Linked DNA regions of Mus musculus: region 2 is linked to region 1. The links are chromatin loops, found by intact Hi-C in ENCODE. Cell type or tissue: heart. All regions are shown on one strand. Each heading gives the region's core, and the rest is flanking DNA. Links, peaks and the distances in the headings are about the cores only.

Region 1 (7,937 bases), core at 1,417-6,416:
CGTGTGGTCCCATTGGGAAGAGAAAAAAATAAATAAATAAACCTAGTCTATCTTCAGGGTTCTGATGGAAAGCTTAGGTTTAAGTAGAGAGCAACAGTGATTCACATGCAAGCAGTCCTAATCTAGGTGTGGTCCAGGCCAACACTGACCTGCCATCGACTCAATCTCTTCTGCAAAGTGGTCTAGCAGATTTTAGAACTGTAAAATCTCTTCCTGGGGCTGGCGAGATGGCTCAGTGGTTAAGAGCGCCGACTGTTCTTTCAAAGGTCCTGAGTTCAAATCCCAGCAACCACATGGTGCCTCACAACCATCCGTAACGAAATCTGATGCCCTCTTCTGGGGTATCTGAGGACAGCTACAGTGTACTTACATATAATAAATAAATAAATCTTTTTTTAAAAAAAAATCTCTTCTTGGATGACAAACTTGCCCCCCGGCTGGCTCGGGAACTCCGGCTTTTCCCATGGCCTAGCATGAGACTCAGAGAAACTTCCTTGTCTCATGGTCCGCTAAACCAAAGGGAGAGGCACAAACCCATTATAGTGTACAGAAGATGGTTTAGCGGCCTAAGAACCTAAAAAAAGGAGATACCAGTGATATAATTTTACAGACAGGAAATAATAAGACATTGAAGCAAGGCTGCTGTGCGAATATACATGTTGTACTTTTTAAAAATTATTATTATGTGAATGGGCATAATGTGTACACATTCATCTGTACACAGAGGCCTGAAGAGGGTATCGAATTCCCTGTGACTGGAATTCCAGAGGATTGTGAGCCACCAATCACACGGGTGAGAATCTGACCTGGGTCCTATGGAAGAGCAGCCATCTTCCCTGTGGTACCTTGATTATCATACATATTAGATTCCTATTACATAAATATAACACCCTCTGAAGAAAGCTAATCCTTTTTGTTTTTATTAATCACAGTGCTGGAGGCTGATGTCGAGGTTTGATGCATGCCAAATAAACACTGTACCAAACAGCTATAGTCTCGACCCCAGCTTATGCTTTCTAAAGCCGAACTCCTGCTGTTACTTGGGTGGTAGAAGGAAGTGGACAAGATAGAAGTATGAGGTAGAAACTGTCCAAAAAGCTGTAAGTGATATTGTAACCTGCATTGAAGGAGTGAGTATAGGCAACAGAGACACTCAGAACTGGGATTTCCCCAGGAATTCTTCTCAGGTTGGAAGAAAGACAGAAAGACCAAAAAACAGACAGACAGACAGACAGAAAGAAAGAAAATGTGTCTTCACAAAAGGTTTTGTCTAAAGTTTCAAAAGCAGTATTACTTAAAACAGTCCCAAAGCAGAAATAACGCCTATGTCATTAAAAAAAAAAATTAACATCAAAAGCCTCACAAGATCAGTGAAGTTAGAACTTTCTGGTTATTGTGTGTATGAGAACTGGAAATTGTCAAACCAAAGAACAGCAGGGAATCTCATTTTTGTAGAAGTTACTGCATAGTTTAGAGAGCTCCCACTCAAGTCAACAAGAAAAGTCAACAAGAAGGCTGGTGTGTAGCTCAGTTGGTAGAGTCTGCCTAGCAAGCTCAACAGGTCTGCTTGTTTGGGTTTTGGTTTGGTTTGGTTTTTGGCCACAATTGTATGTATTCAAAATGGGGGTGCTATGTAAAACCCTGACCCCCAAAAGAAGAATCAATAAGAAAACAATGAAAAATGAATGCACACAACAGAGAGGAAACAGTTAAAAGTACATGAAGGAAGCGTTTGAAGAATCAATATCCAGGGTTGGTGTGGGTGGCACATCTCTTCAATCAACAAAGGCAGATAGAGCTGTAGGAGCTTGGAGTACATACCAGTTCCAGGCCAGAACTACACAGACTGGGAGGGGGAAGGGGGGGCGGCATCTCAGAACCAATAAACACGTGAAACCTGTTTAACTTTACTAATAATTAAGAAACTTTAACACCATAATGCCATTGAATAGGTAAATACCTATTACTTCTAAGGCTGTCAAATGAGAAACAAAGAATAGTCCCACTCTCAGCTGCTAGACAAGTTATTTTGTACAAGCACATTGCAAAGCAATCTAACATCGCCTAAGTTAAAATTGAAGATAAACATTAGCTGTCTCAAAATTCCATTTTTAAGCTAGGCTTGGTGGTTCGGGCCTGTAATCCCAGATACTAAGCAGGCTGGGGGAATAGAAGCATAATCATGACTTCAAGGCCACCCAGACAGCTAATCGAGATCCTGTCTCAAAACTAGTAGATAAAGAAGCAGAGAGCTGGCAATGATGCTCAGTGGTTATAGACGGCTTGCTTAGCTTATGCAAGACTCTAGGTTCATTTTACAGTGTCTGTCTCTGTCTCTGTCTGTCTGTCTCTGTCTGTCCCCCTCCCTTCCTCCTTGGGTGCCTCCCTTTCTTCTCTGGGTCCTTCCCTCCCTCTTAGTTTTACTAACCAAAAACACGGTTGGCTAGTCAAGAATTGCATCACTTGGCGCTAGTAGCGCTAGTAGCAATGCCCCATTCAGATCTAGTGAATAGGTTCCAAAACCCGGCTACAAACAAAGATAAGAACACAATCATATATGGAATCAGGATCTACTGACGTAGGATGATAAACTAGTTTGTTTCCTGAAAATAAGATAGAATCGAGAGAAGCCTGAATGGAAGAAAGTTACATAGTATCTTTCAAGAGCCCTAGGAACAACTAACTCCCTTCCCTCATTATACAAGCAAGAACATATAAGATTACTAAGTCTATTCAATGCACCTATAAAAAGTTTAATGGGGCCTGGCAGTGGCGGTGCAAGCCTTTAATCCCAGCACTCAGGAGGCAGAGGCAAGCAGATTTCTGAGTTGGAGGCCAGCCTGGTCTACAGAGTGAGTTCCAGGACAGCCAGGACTACACAGAGAAACCTTGTCTCAAACAAAACAAAACAAAACAAAACAAAACAAACAAAATAATGGGAAAAGTTTTTAAAAATCAAGTTCTTTTGATTATTGCGATTTTGGGAGGTGCTGTTAAGACAGGGTTTCTCTAACAGCCCTGGCTATACTGGAATTCACTTTGTTGATCTGGCTGGCTTCAAATTCACAAAGATCCACTGTCTTCTGGGATCAAACACTTTCGTCACCTCATCTGTCTATTGCAGATTTTCTGATAAAGGCAATGATTTATATTTACTGCCTACAGTAGATGAATGTGCATTACACAATAGTACATCTGTGTAAAGTTAAACAACTTGTGAAAAACCTGAGATTTTTGTTTCACAACCACCGACTTTCCAGTGCTGAGAGTTTCTATTGGCCCCTGCTTCCTTCTGTTTTGTTTCATTCTCTCTAACGCCTTAGACATTGATGCAGATTTTTATTCTCTCTAAGAAGAAAGAACCGTTGAATTTACTGAACATATATACAATGTATGCATTTATATACCACCTATTAAAGAAAGTTCCCTCTCTCTCATTCTCTCCCTCTGGCTTTGTTTCATTTTGTTTAAGAATGAGTCTCACCACATAGCTCAGGGTGACTGGCCTTCCATTCACAATGCGACATCTCTGCCTGCCCTACCCATGTCACCCTCACAGTGCTGGGTTTCTGATGTTTCCTTTAGCAGTTCCACTTGAGCTCAATTTGACATTTCTTCAAGGGGCAAAGCAATTCAGGGTTATACGTTTGTGACTCATTTCTTAATGATGCATCTGACCACATTTTCTAAGACTCAAAGACAAAGTGATGACATGTTTATTTTAGACACGAGAAGTCAATTTCAGCAACCTCAAGGACACTATACAGGAAAGAGGAATTCCTAATCATGGAGAAGTGTTCCTGTATGGACTTATGAAAAAGTCGCGCATCAGAGTCTTGCTATGAAACATAGAAACATCTTATTTTTTCTGCCCTTAATGTAGTTACAGCACAATACCAGAAAAGACAATTTGCTACTGACCCCTCAGGTTTTCAATTAGTGACCCTTCTTGTGTGCCCTTAACATATTCTTTTTTAAAAAATTATCTATGTATGTGTGGGTGCACAACTGTTTGCATGTACAGCACATGGATGCAGGTGCCCCGAGACGGCCAGAAGAGGGCGTCGGATCCCTTGGAACTAGAGTTGTAGGCTGTTATGACCTACCTGATTGAGTGCTGGAGACTGAACCCAAGTTTCTGCAGCCCCTAAACGTGATTTCTCTCCATTATCTGAGCTAAAAAGATGGATTGTTGATGCGCGTCTACTTAACAACCCAAGTCCTGGATTTTTAAGCTGTCGTCCTCCCCAAGTCTACCTTCTCCCTCCCTCAATTCTTTTACACCTCTCAAGGGGGAGGGGGGGGGGCTTCAGTCGGCCCCGCCCCTCGCCCTGGTTGGCTGCCCGGTGGGAGGCTCGTTCCTTCTCTCCTATTGGCCGCTCAGGGAGGTGCGTCTCGGGTCTGGGGATTGGTCGCCTGGAGGAGGCGTCTTTCCCAGCTGTGTGCTGGTGGCTATTTCCGGAGTAAAATGGCTGCAGCGCGTGTACTGAGGACCTGGAGCCAGAACGCTGTCAGACTGGTAAGCAGGGTTGGATGGGTCTAAGGTTGGGAAGGATCGATTTAGTAGATGTTATCCGGAGTTGTGTGTTGCTTTCTTCTCCGAGTGCCTCGCGTCTTGTGAGCAAGTGATGGAAGGATGCATGCAAATCAGAAGGGCAGCGAAGGTGGCGTGCCAGTGAGCCTGGAAACTCACTCCTTTCCCGTCCCGGGGCGCGATTCTCTGACGATTAGCTTTGGGCGACTAGCTTTCTTCCCAACCGTACCCACATCCTGGCCTTTGACCTGCTTAACTTTGCTTGAGTACTTTCTAGATGTCAGGCATTGTGATAAGCACTGCAGACACAGCTATGTTCTTTCGAGATTTGTTGAGAGCCCACTGCGCGCCATACGCTGGCACTATTAACCTGAGAAGAGAAAAGCCTCTAGCTTGATTCACTCGGGGCTGCACTTCTCCCCTTGGTCCACAGTCGTTCCAACTTTTTAATCATCGATTTACCACCCCCATTTGCAGTTCCCCCTCACTCACAAGCTTTTAGCAACAACCGTAGATGTATCCCACTACATATCTAGTTTCTTCCTAATTACATAACTTTTTGGATACCGTAGACTTTACCCATTTCCCTAGATGTTCCTTTAGTGCTGGCCTCCTGATCTCTCCAAACCTTCTTCCCAGCCTGCTGTGTGTATTGGGCACTGGGCATATTTCTATAACACAGCCAGCCACCATCCTTTCCCTCCTAACATTGTAGCCTAGAACAGGAGAATAGGAGAGAGGGAGGCAAGGAAAGACAGAAAGCCACGGTTTTAGAAAGACGTGCTATTATGGAACAAGTGCTCAAAGCTCCTGTGACACTTGAGGGTGGACACCTATGGAGGAGTGGGGGTACAGAGAGGAATTCCTGGGGACTAGTGAGTGCGTACGGAGACTGAAGAGAAGTAGGAACTAGGCAGCAGAAGGGTACTCTTGTCAGCAGCACCTTAGTAGGTATTATGGGCAACTCTTCTTTCGAGAGCTCTCCACTCTTGGATTCTGAGACACTAGTTGACCAATATTCCTCTTCAGTTGCTCTATTCCACTGCCCTCTTTTCCTTTCCAGCTTCTAAATACCACGCAAAGACTTCCGTCAACAGTGCTCCCATAGGCTCTCGACAGACCTGCCAACTTCCTATGACCTTTTCCATCGTTTGATGTGTGTGGACACACAGACAGAATGGTGTGACGGGTGCCCACAGTGTTTAGTACAGTGACATGCTGGACAGGTTTGTAGTATAAGAGCTAGCATAGAGCTTACGTGGGCAATAAGTTAAGCCATTTGGTTTGTGTAAGCATAAGGTGAGTCCATAGACTAGCTCATCTAATAGTGAATAGATTTCACACAGACCTGTCATAAAGTGATGGATGACTACTAAAAAAAAAAAAAAATAAAAAAAGAAGCCCTGGCTTTGGCCCTCTGCGCTTTTCCAACTTCCTGCATTATCTCTCCCACGTCTTTGCATATAGTCACCAGTTGTGCTAATGGTTCCCTGGCGTTCTCTAGTCTTCCCTAGCTGTCCAAGAGATCTCCCGTTGCACAATATGAGGTGTTTTCTCAACTGCAGGTAACACAAATCCAGTGAATGAACAAGACACCATCTATGCCTATAGACTACAGGTGACATGTGTGACTGTCACTATGACGGCTGACAGTTCATCAGGGCAGTTGACCTTTTCCATACAGCCATCCGGGAGCTGCAGCAACTCACTGGGCATTTAAGTCAGGATGGAGGAAGGGATATTACCAGGCTGACATAACCAGCTAGAACACAGTTCCCTAGCTACGAGCACAGGGGAGTTGGAAAAGCTAGCCTTTGGCCATCTCACCGTGCACCACAGTGCCTCAGGGATGCAGACTCCAGGCTCCACAATAGACCCCTCAAACCTGTTTCTCTTGACTCTACCTTCCAACTCTGAAGAAATGTAGCTAGTATTTACCACCTTGCTCTTAATTACAGATGTCTTAGTCTTTCCTAACTGGGCCTCTTGCCTCTGATCAGCCTCTTTTGTAGTTCATTTCCCATAGGCCAGCCAAAAGGATCTTATAAAATGAGGCACACATTAGATTATGCCATGTTCTTGTTTAAGACTCATCTTTTTAAAAAATGCCCCCAAGCCACTTGATTGAGGAAATTTATGATGTGGCTTCTCCAACCTCTCAAGTATCATTCTTTATTGAAAACCTGCTTATTCTACAGGTTATTACCTCTTATCACACACTTTTGATTTTCCTTGCCACATCCTTCATTGTTCCTCTTTTACACATCCATTCTTAAATTTGACTTATGAGACCACATTCTACGATGTCTGCCTTTGTGAGTACCGTATCTTTATCTTGAAAATAATTGGTTTTATTATTATTTAAACCACTTTACTGGGCATTAGTTATAGACATCAATGAAAAAAAAAGTATTAGAGTAAAAGTAGCATTCTACACACACACACACACACACACACACACACACTCACTCCAGCCCCAGCTCTGAGTGCCCCCGCTGGCTGCACAGAGAACTCTACGGAACAATTACCCTAGTACACACTGCTTTCTTGATTCCAGACCTTTGCTCATATATTTCCTCTGCCTTGGAGACTCTTGCCTCATCTGCAGCCCTGCTCCTCTCCTGCGTTACTCCCACTCAGCCTCCAGTCTTACTCCAAGCTAACTCTCCAGCCAGCTTCTCTTAGAACACCCCACGGTGGCTGTGTTAATGGCCTGTGTACTTCGCTTTATCTTTCATTCTGCTGGACATTGCTTTCGGGCAGGGATCACACGTGTTTCCTTCTGGATGTGGCCACAGCGCCCCATACACCGTGAGTGCCCATAAATGCTTGCTGAGGACACAGAAAAAGAGTCCTTTTGTTTTACTTTTTCTGTTTGTTGTTTGAGTTTGGTTTTTGAGATAGTTTCTCTGTAGAACCTTGGTTGTCTTGGAACTCCCTTTGTAGACTAGGTTGACCTTGAATTCACAAAAATCTGCCTGCCTCTGCCTTCCGACTCCCAGGATTAAAAGAAGCCACCACCACCTGGCTTCCACTTTTAACTAGCATGATAGTATGGGGGTGGGAGACATGCCTTCTCTGGCTTAAAATTTTATTTTTCCTCCTTTGTATTGTCTTTTAATCTCTTCACTTTTGCTAACTTTTAAATCTCTCCTCTCTTTCTTATCAAAGCCATCCAGTTGCTTTTATTTTCGTAATACTCATTGTAACTCAGTTGCCCTTTCTCAGTCCCTGTTGATTTGGTCATTCAGGAACTCGTGTTTCTGTGTCAACAACTCCAATCCTGCCTCGGCCTCTTTCTTTACCTATAGTAGCCTGTCCTATGAGCTAGTAGCAAACTGTTTCCTCACTCTGTCTCCACTGTGACCCCCACCCTCCAATGCATATATCCCTCTCCTTCTCC
Region 2 (7,937 bases), core at 1,085-6,084, 200 kb after region 1:
CACCATCCCTGACCTCAAGATGTATTACAGAACAATAGTGATAAAAATTGTATGGTATTGGTACAGAGACAGACATGCAGATCAATGGAATAGAACTGAAGACCCAGAAATAAACCCACACACCTATAGTCACTTGATCTTTGACAAAGAAGCTAAAACCATCCAGTGGAAAAAAGACATAATTTTCAACAAATGATGCTAGTTCAACTGGTGGCCAACATGTAGAAGAATGCAAATTGATCCATTCTTATCTCCCTGTACAAAGCTCAAGTCCAAGTGGATCAAGGACCTCCACATAAAACCAGATACACTGAAACTAATAGAAGAGGAAGTGGGAAAAGCCTCAAACACACAGGAACAGGCGAAATTTTCCTGAACAGAACACCAATGACTTATGCTCTAAGAACAAGAGTCTACAAATGGGACCTCATAAAATTGCAAACCTACTGTAAGGCAAAGGACACTGTCAATAGGATAAAATGGCAACCAACAGATTGGGAAAATGTCTTTACCAATCCTACATCCGATAGAGGGCTAATATTCAATATATACAAAGAACTCAAGAAGTTAGACTCCATAAAACCAAATAACCCTATTAAAAATGGAATACAGAGCTAAACAAAGAATTCTCACCTGAGGAATACCGAATGACTGAGAAGCACCTGAAAAAATGTTCAGCATCCTTAATCATCAGGGAAATGCAAATCAAAACAACCCTGAAATTCTACCTCACACCAGTCAGAATGTCTAAGAATAAAAACTCAGGTGACAGCAGATGCTGGCAAGGATGTAGAGAAAGAAGAACACTCCTCCATTACTGGTGGGATTTCAAGTTGGTATAACCACTTTGGAAATCAGTCTGGAGGTTCCTCAGAAAACTGTACATAGTACTACCTGAGTACCTAGCTATACCACTCCTGGGCATATACACAGAAAATTCTCCAACATATAACAAGGACACATGCTCCACTATGTTCATAGCAGCCTTATTTATAACATCCAGAAGCTGGAAAGAAACTAGATGTCCTTCAACAGAGGAATGGATACGGAAAATGTGGTACATTTACACAATGGAGTACTACTTAGCTATTAAAAACATTGAGTTCATGAAATTCTTAGGCAAATGGATGGAACTAGAAATTATCATTTTGAGTAAGGTAACCCAGTCATAAAAGAACACACATGATGTGCACTCACTGATAAGTGGATGTTAGCCAAAAGCTCAGAATACCCAAGATACAATTCACAGACCACATGGAGCTCAAGAAGAAGGAAGACCAAATTGTGGATGCTTCAGTCCTTAGAAGGGGAACAAATTACTCATGGGAGAAATACGGAGACAAAGTGTAGAACCGAGACTGAAGGAAAGGTCATTCAGAGACTGCCCCACCTGGGGCTCCATCCCATATACAGACACCAAACTCAGACACTATGGTAGATACCAAGAAGTACTTGCTGACAGGAGCCTGATATAGCTGAGAGGCTCTGCCAGAGCCTGACAAATACAGAGGCATATGCTCTCAGCCAACCACTGGACTGAGCACGGGTCCCTAATGGAGGAATTTGAGAAAGGACTGAAGTAACTGAGGGATTTGCAACCTCATAGGAAGAACAACAGTATCAACCAACCAGAACCCCAACCCCCAGAGCTCCCAGGGGCTAAACCACCATCCAAAGAGTACACATGGAGGGACTCATGGCTTCAGCTGCATATGTAGCAGAGGATGGTCTTGTCCCGCATCAATGGGAGGAGAGGCCCTTGGTCCTGTAAAGGCTTGATGCCCCAGTGTAGGGGAAATGCCAGGAGTGGGAAGGAGGGTGGGGAAGCACCCTCACAGAAGCAGGGGGAGGGGGAGAAGGGATAGGGAGTTTCCAGAGAGGAAACCAGGAAAAGCGATAACATTTAAAATGTAAATAAAGCATCCAATAAAAATTAAAAATATATAAATAAAAAATCCTATGGTTATCTTAAAAACATTTCAATATGTTGGGTAAAGTTACTTTTTTAAAAAGAATGTCTAGCTTAGAAATAAAACTATTTTTAAAAAAGAATGAAAGGATTACATTAACTTGTATCATGGAGTGGTTTACATTTTGAAGGGTTTTTAATGGCTACCTAAATTATTTAAAATCTATTCTTGGTTATGGATACTCCACAGTAGCTAAGCACTTACCTAGCCTTCAGTATGACCTATGTTCCATCCCTAGAACCACTAACTAAGTAAATTGTCGCTGAGTATTTCTGAGAGAACTGTCAGAGAGTGGCATTAAATCTCCAGCTTCAAAAAGCGATTGCAAAGAACTAAAATTACAGCTCAGTGACAGAGTGCTCCGTCAATTCCCACGGGGTTCACTGCCCAGCACAGCCACACACAGTGAAGAGGGGGCAGGAGTGGGGGTGTGTGGGTGGATGAAGAGAACCAGGAGATAGTGAGACAGAGAAGAGAGGGGGCCCTGCTCATGCGTGTGCTATCAGGTCAGGCGTAGTTCCAAGGCAGAAAGACTTAAAGCTGCAAGTTCCGTTTTGGAAGCTATTGGTATGGTGCACCTGAAAGTGACCAGAAAATAAGGGCAGATGCGGTAGGAAAAAATTTAAAGGGAGGGAAGTTAGTCAGACGCATAAACGTAGGAGTCATTCATTTGAAAGCAAGCAACTTGAGTTAGTAGCAACGGAATGAAGACGTGAGAAACAACCAAACATTACCTGTAACTACCAAAATAAGTGTCTACAAAGACTCAACTCAGGTGCCATCTTCAAATATTGCGTTTAATAGGATATAATAAAGGGCACACTCCTATAAGTGCCTTGCTACAGTTAAAACCCATTACTTCGTTTAATATCCCTTAATTAATCTGAACTAGCAGAAACTTGAGTTAGCTTAAATAAAATGTTCACTAAGCTCCCCACTCTTCAATACTTAGAACCCCTGCAAACTCTCGCCACACACACTGATGGACACCCATCGCCTTCGGTCTAGACTTACCACGGGCACCCTTTCCATCTCTCCAAGTCCCTGCAGCTTCTTGACTACACCGTCCTTTCTCACCGAGCAGACTCGTCCCTAGCCCGGGGTCACAGGCTGAGCCGGAGCTCCCGAAATGACCGCGGAAGGACAGGCCGCCAGCCTGGCCCCCAAGGCACTTGGCCCGCCAGTCTGGAGCTTGCAGGCACACTGCCTGCCACACCCCTCCCCTCCCGACCTTTTCCTCCTCCACCCAGAACGTTTCGGCACGTCCAGGCCGGAGGTACAAGGCGCCCATTCATCTACTCCTCATAAACTAGGGCTGCAGCCGTCCGCTGTGGTCCCGGTGGCCTCAACCGCCCCGCGCCCTCCCAGCCCGGCCTCGGCGTCCCGCCAGCTTCCCCCAGCGCCCTCCGCTCACCCGCCGTGCGGCTCGGCCAGCTGCCCGCACTGGAGCCCCGGGCTCCGCGACGCCGGGAGACCCAGGCTGCCGAGCCCGTCGGCTCCGCCGCGTCCGCTGACCCGCAGCACCGCCGGCTCCCGCCGGCTCTGTGGCCCGGACCGCTTCGGTGAGGCCCAGGCGTTTCCGGGTTCCCGCGGTCCGGTCCGCCAAAGGATCCGGCTTCCGCCTCGGCCCCGGCAAACGCCGTTCCCTGTTCGGCTCCGGGGGCCCCAGCTTCGCGCTTGCGGGACGCGTCCCTGAGGCGACCCCAACCGCGGCTGCTCCTCGCGCAGCTCCCGTGACAGTCTCACGGTCGCCGGAGAGTTTGATAGGAAGGTGTCTCTCTCCCCACAGTCCTGCGGCAGAAAGTGGCGGGATGATCTGTCACTTAAGGAAGGGGACAAAGTCCTTTGGATCAAAGAACTCTGATGAGAACCGGGAGGCGGATCTTGGCTCCTGAAAATGACCACCAGTGAGTTGAAAACAAGATTATACCTGGTGCAGGTTACCAACCTTAGTCTAGGAGCCAGCTGGTTCGGTTAGGAATGATCCCTGTCCCCCACCCTGGGAGACCTGGAAGAGTGTCAGGAACGCAGAATGGGCTTAGTGTCACTAACCAGGGGAAAGGTGAAGAGAGAAAGAGAGCAATTTACCTCTTCCTGTCTGCAAGAATCTCATGCATATTACGTTTCAGTCTGCTAATGTATTTCCAAAAGTTCCCAACCACTGTAGCCATTGCTGGCTGTGGACAGGCTGAAATGTAATATTCTGGGTCCGGATTGATCATCGGATACAGCAGATTTATCCCTTCCCTGTTAAAACAATGCTCCTAGAATTAAGCTTACGCTTCTTTGCGTGGCAAATGATTAAAACCATCCATTAGGGAAGCATCGTTAGAAAACAACGGAGAAAAATAAAATTAAATGACTGTTAGCACATGATGCCTCGCTTAAATGTTTGTGTAATCCGACCTTCAGAAAACTTCTGGGGGATGGAATGTGGATTAGATCTTGATATTTGCTAGGGTCCGAACCTAAAACGTCCCCCAAAGATTCATCATGTGGTAAAGGTTTGGTTGCCAGCTAATGGACTTTGATGTTGGGGGAAGTGAATGGATAGTGAACCTCTGACCTAAGCCACTGATGTATTAAATCTTTGAAGGTATTATTAGGAGATGGTGTAAATGGTGGCACAAGCCTATTTGGAAGAAGTGGGTCGCTGAGGGTGTGTCTTAACCTAGCCTTTCCTCTAGCTCTCTTTGCAGCCTGTATGCTTTTTTTGGTAAATAACTGCCCCAGTACATAAGTTCCAACCAGAGACCCAGAGGCAATGAAACCTAGTCACCATGAACCAAAACATCTGAAACGATGATGTTTCAGGGAGGACTAATAAGTCCTCCCTCTAAGTGGCTTTCTCAGGCAAAAAGAAAGTAACAAATACAATACTTCTTATACTTCTTACTTTTTTTTTTTTTTTGACGGGGTCTCACATTGTAGCTCAGGATGGCTCCAGGCTGGCATTGAAGGTCTCGATCTCTTAGCAACCATCCTGTCTCAGCCTCTCTGTGCTAGCTAGGATCAAAAGCTAGAGCACTCAAATCTGCTTTCTATCCCCTTTTTCCTCCCTACCAACCCCCCCCCCCCCAATTATTGCCAATTGACCCTAGGCCTTTGTACCTCATATACTTCCCACTGAACCCTTTCTCCATTTTTTAAAAAAGAAACTCTGTTGGCATTCCTTCTAAGCTCTGCCCAACCTGACTATCTCCAGGTAGACCTGGCTAGTCCCTCCTCACTCTCTTACTCTTTCTGCCTTTTTCTCTCTCTGATCCCTTTCTCTGCTCTCCCCTTCCTCCTCCCCCCACTCTCTTCTGTTCCTAGCCAGCCTCTCCTCTCCTCTCTCCTCTCCCTCCTCTTCCCCTCCCCCTCCTCCTCTCTTCCTCCCCCTCTCTCTGTCTCTACTCAACTCCCCTTCCCATGTCTCTATAAATAAACTCAATTCTATACCATATCTGTCGTATGGCTGGTCTTTGGAGGGTGTGGGGAGGGGATGCCTCAGCATGAGCCCACCAAGGCACCCCTCCCACACCTTACTATTCCTGGCTCTACAAACATATCTTGGCTCTTTTTTTCTCTCTCTTTTTTTTAAATAAAACGAAACACTTAATATCCTTGTACATGCTAATTACACCTTGGCACTATTGTGAATTGTTTGTGTGTGTGTGTGTGTGTGTGTGTGTGTATCTTTGGTGTATGTGTATACTGATACCCAGAAAACAGTCGATACTCCATAAATGTATGATTGTAAAGGAAAGGGAACATTTAAAATATATAAGCAGGAAAAATATGAAATGGACATAAGTTCTTTTCTGTTGTTTAATTTGGTTTTAAAGACGAGGTCTCCTTATATAGTCCAGTCTGCCCTGAATCTTGCTATCTAGCCCAGATTGGTTATAAATGTATGGTTCACCCTGGCCTTAACCTCTTGACTGCTGGAATCACAGGTAGATACCACTATGCTCAGTGTCACAAATACATAGGTTAGAAAAAAGGAAGATTTTTTTTCCTCTTACTCTTTAGGAAATTTTAAAGTGATTTAAAAAAAAATAGAGGTGGAATGATGGGGGTGGGCTTTAAGGTAATATATACTCTCAAGCTACACCTAGTGTAAGACAGACATTCCCCCCTGTCTGAAACTGGATCAAGATACAGAGCTCCCTGCTCCTTCTCCAGCACCAGGTCTTCCTGGACACTGCCGTGCTTCCTGCCATGATGATAGTAGATAGAACCTCTGAGACTAAACCAGCCCTTAAATATTGTCCCTTAAAAGAGTTGCCTTGGTCATTGTGTCTCTTCACAGCAATAAAATCGTAACTAAGACAAAAGTTGGTACCAGGGACGGTGGTTTTGCAGTGACAGGCCTATGTTTTTGTTTGGAGGAATGTGGATTTTGGGACTTTGGATTTGACAAGCAGTAAAATGCTTTAAGTGGGGCTTACTGGACCACTCTAATAGGGATGTGAAAGACGTGGGTGCCGAGGTTTCCTTCACCTGTGCAGCCCTTGCTCTAGGGATTTTAGTATGTTGCCCGGAGATTGTTTTTTGATGTTTTGATGAAGAATGTGGCTATGTTTTGCTTTTGTCCGAAGAGTCTGCCTGAGGCTAAGGTGAAGATATTTCAGATTAATTACACTGACAAAGGAAGTCTCCAAAAAGTCCAGCATAGACTTTGTCCTCTGGTTTACTCTCATGAAGAACATTTTGATCAAGTGTAGAAAGCTTAGAAAGGAAAAATGAAAAGAAAGTATGGTTTAAAGAGTGGAATGTAGCTAAATCCTGTGTTCAAGGTTATTAGATGGAATTAAGGGAGTGGGTAACCTTGGGGCAAGATCCCACCCAGCTTAGCTTATTGTTTATGCTTTTGTAGTTGAACATGAAATAGTTATATCGTGTTAGGCATCATTATGACCTGGTTATTGTTTTCACCTGGGCTTTTAATCTGGCATGAGCTGCAATCCATAAATGGAAGGCATATGTGTGATCCAGAACTTGAGGCTGAAAGACACAGGCTTCTTGAGGCATAGTGGCCATGAAAAACTTAGAACCAGGTATTGTGGTACAGGCCTTTAATCCCAGGAGACAGAAGCTAACAGATCTCTGAGTTCAAGGCCAGCCTGGTACAGAGCAAGTTCCAGGTAAAGAAAAGCTTAAGTCCAGGCATGGTAGTACAGGCCTCTAGTCCCAGAACTCAAGAGACAGAGCCATGCAGATCTCTTGAGTTAAGGATCAGTCTACAGAGCAAGTTCTAAGACAGCTGAGCTTAGGCACTAAAGGAGTTGGAAAACAGAAAGCTGGTGATAATGTAATAGAATGGGGGCGGGGGGGCATGTTTCAGCCCCAGGAAGCAGGAAATCTTAGCAGCTTCAGCCATGTGGCTCTAGCTTTAGAATCAAGAATAGGAGTTACAGGGGCAGTTGATGCTATTTAGTAGGAGCTAAGAAATTAACAGTGATTAAAAGAAAACAGTGCCGGGTGGTGGTGGCGCACGCCTTTAATCCCAGCACTTGGGAGGCAGAGGCAGGCAGATTTCTGAGTTGAGGCCAGCCTGGTCTACAAAGTGAGTTCCAGGACAGCCAGGGCTACACAGAGAAACCCTGTCTCGAAAAAAACAAACAAACAAACAAACAAACAAACAAAAAAGAAAACAGTATCACTGAGGTGAAATTTTCTGGGAAGTGTTTTCTGAGAGTACAAAGAAGCTATATTCTAAAGATAGACTTCTCACTGACAGCCAGACTTGGTAATGTGTCACCCAGATGGTGCTGGTTTTGAAGGCATGAAAGGGTCATAGAGAGAAGCTAAGGCTTGGCATTGTAAGAGGCCAGAAAAGCCCATTTGTGAAGGTACAGCTTTAGTTGCAGTTGATGGCCCCAGGATTGAAGGGGTCATGCTTGGCACCATGAAGAATTGAGAGGCTATTGGTGAAGTCTAGTTACAGCAGAAGACACCAGCATATTAAAGGTGCAAGTACCA

Evidence for each region. A loop is a pair of places that touch in the nucleus more often than their neighbours do. Peaks named below come from ENCODE experiments on the same cell type or tissue, not always from the same donor. Only the 100,000 strongest peaks of a DNase experiment are listed, where the experiment ranks them.
Region 2: a loop joins it to region 1, with 2.7 times the contacts of the local background. A loop is called at or near these places in 1 of 42 quality-filtered maps.

What each region holds. Positions count from the first base shown.
Region 1 is chr3:116,508,673-116,516,609 of GRCm38, forward strand. Dbt (dihydrolipoamide branched chain transacylase E2) reads left to right here and starts at 4,398. Exons shown (of 11, transcript NM_010022.4): 1 at 4,398-4,519. The coding sequence starts at 4,469. In heart, for the core only: CTCF peaks have their summits at 4,061 (motif pointing right) and 4,349; a DNase peak (open chromatin) is centred at 4,409; H3K4me3 peaks cover 1,793 bases; H3K27ac peaks cover 1,369 bases.
Region 2 is chr3:116,708,699-116,716,635 of GRCm38, forward strand. Slc35a3 (solute carrier family 35 (UDP-N-acetylglucosamine (UDP-GlcNAc) transporter), member 3) reads right to left here and starts at 3,582. Exons shown (of 8, transcript NM_144902.4): 1 at 3,385-3,582. In heart, for the core only: no CTCF peak of the experiment used is centred there; DNase peaks (open chromatin) are centred at 3,243 and 3,573; H3K4me3 peaks cover 2,726 bases; H3K27ac peaks cover 1,904 bases.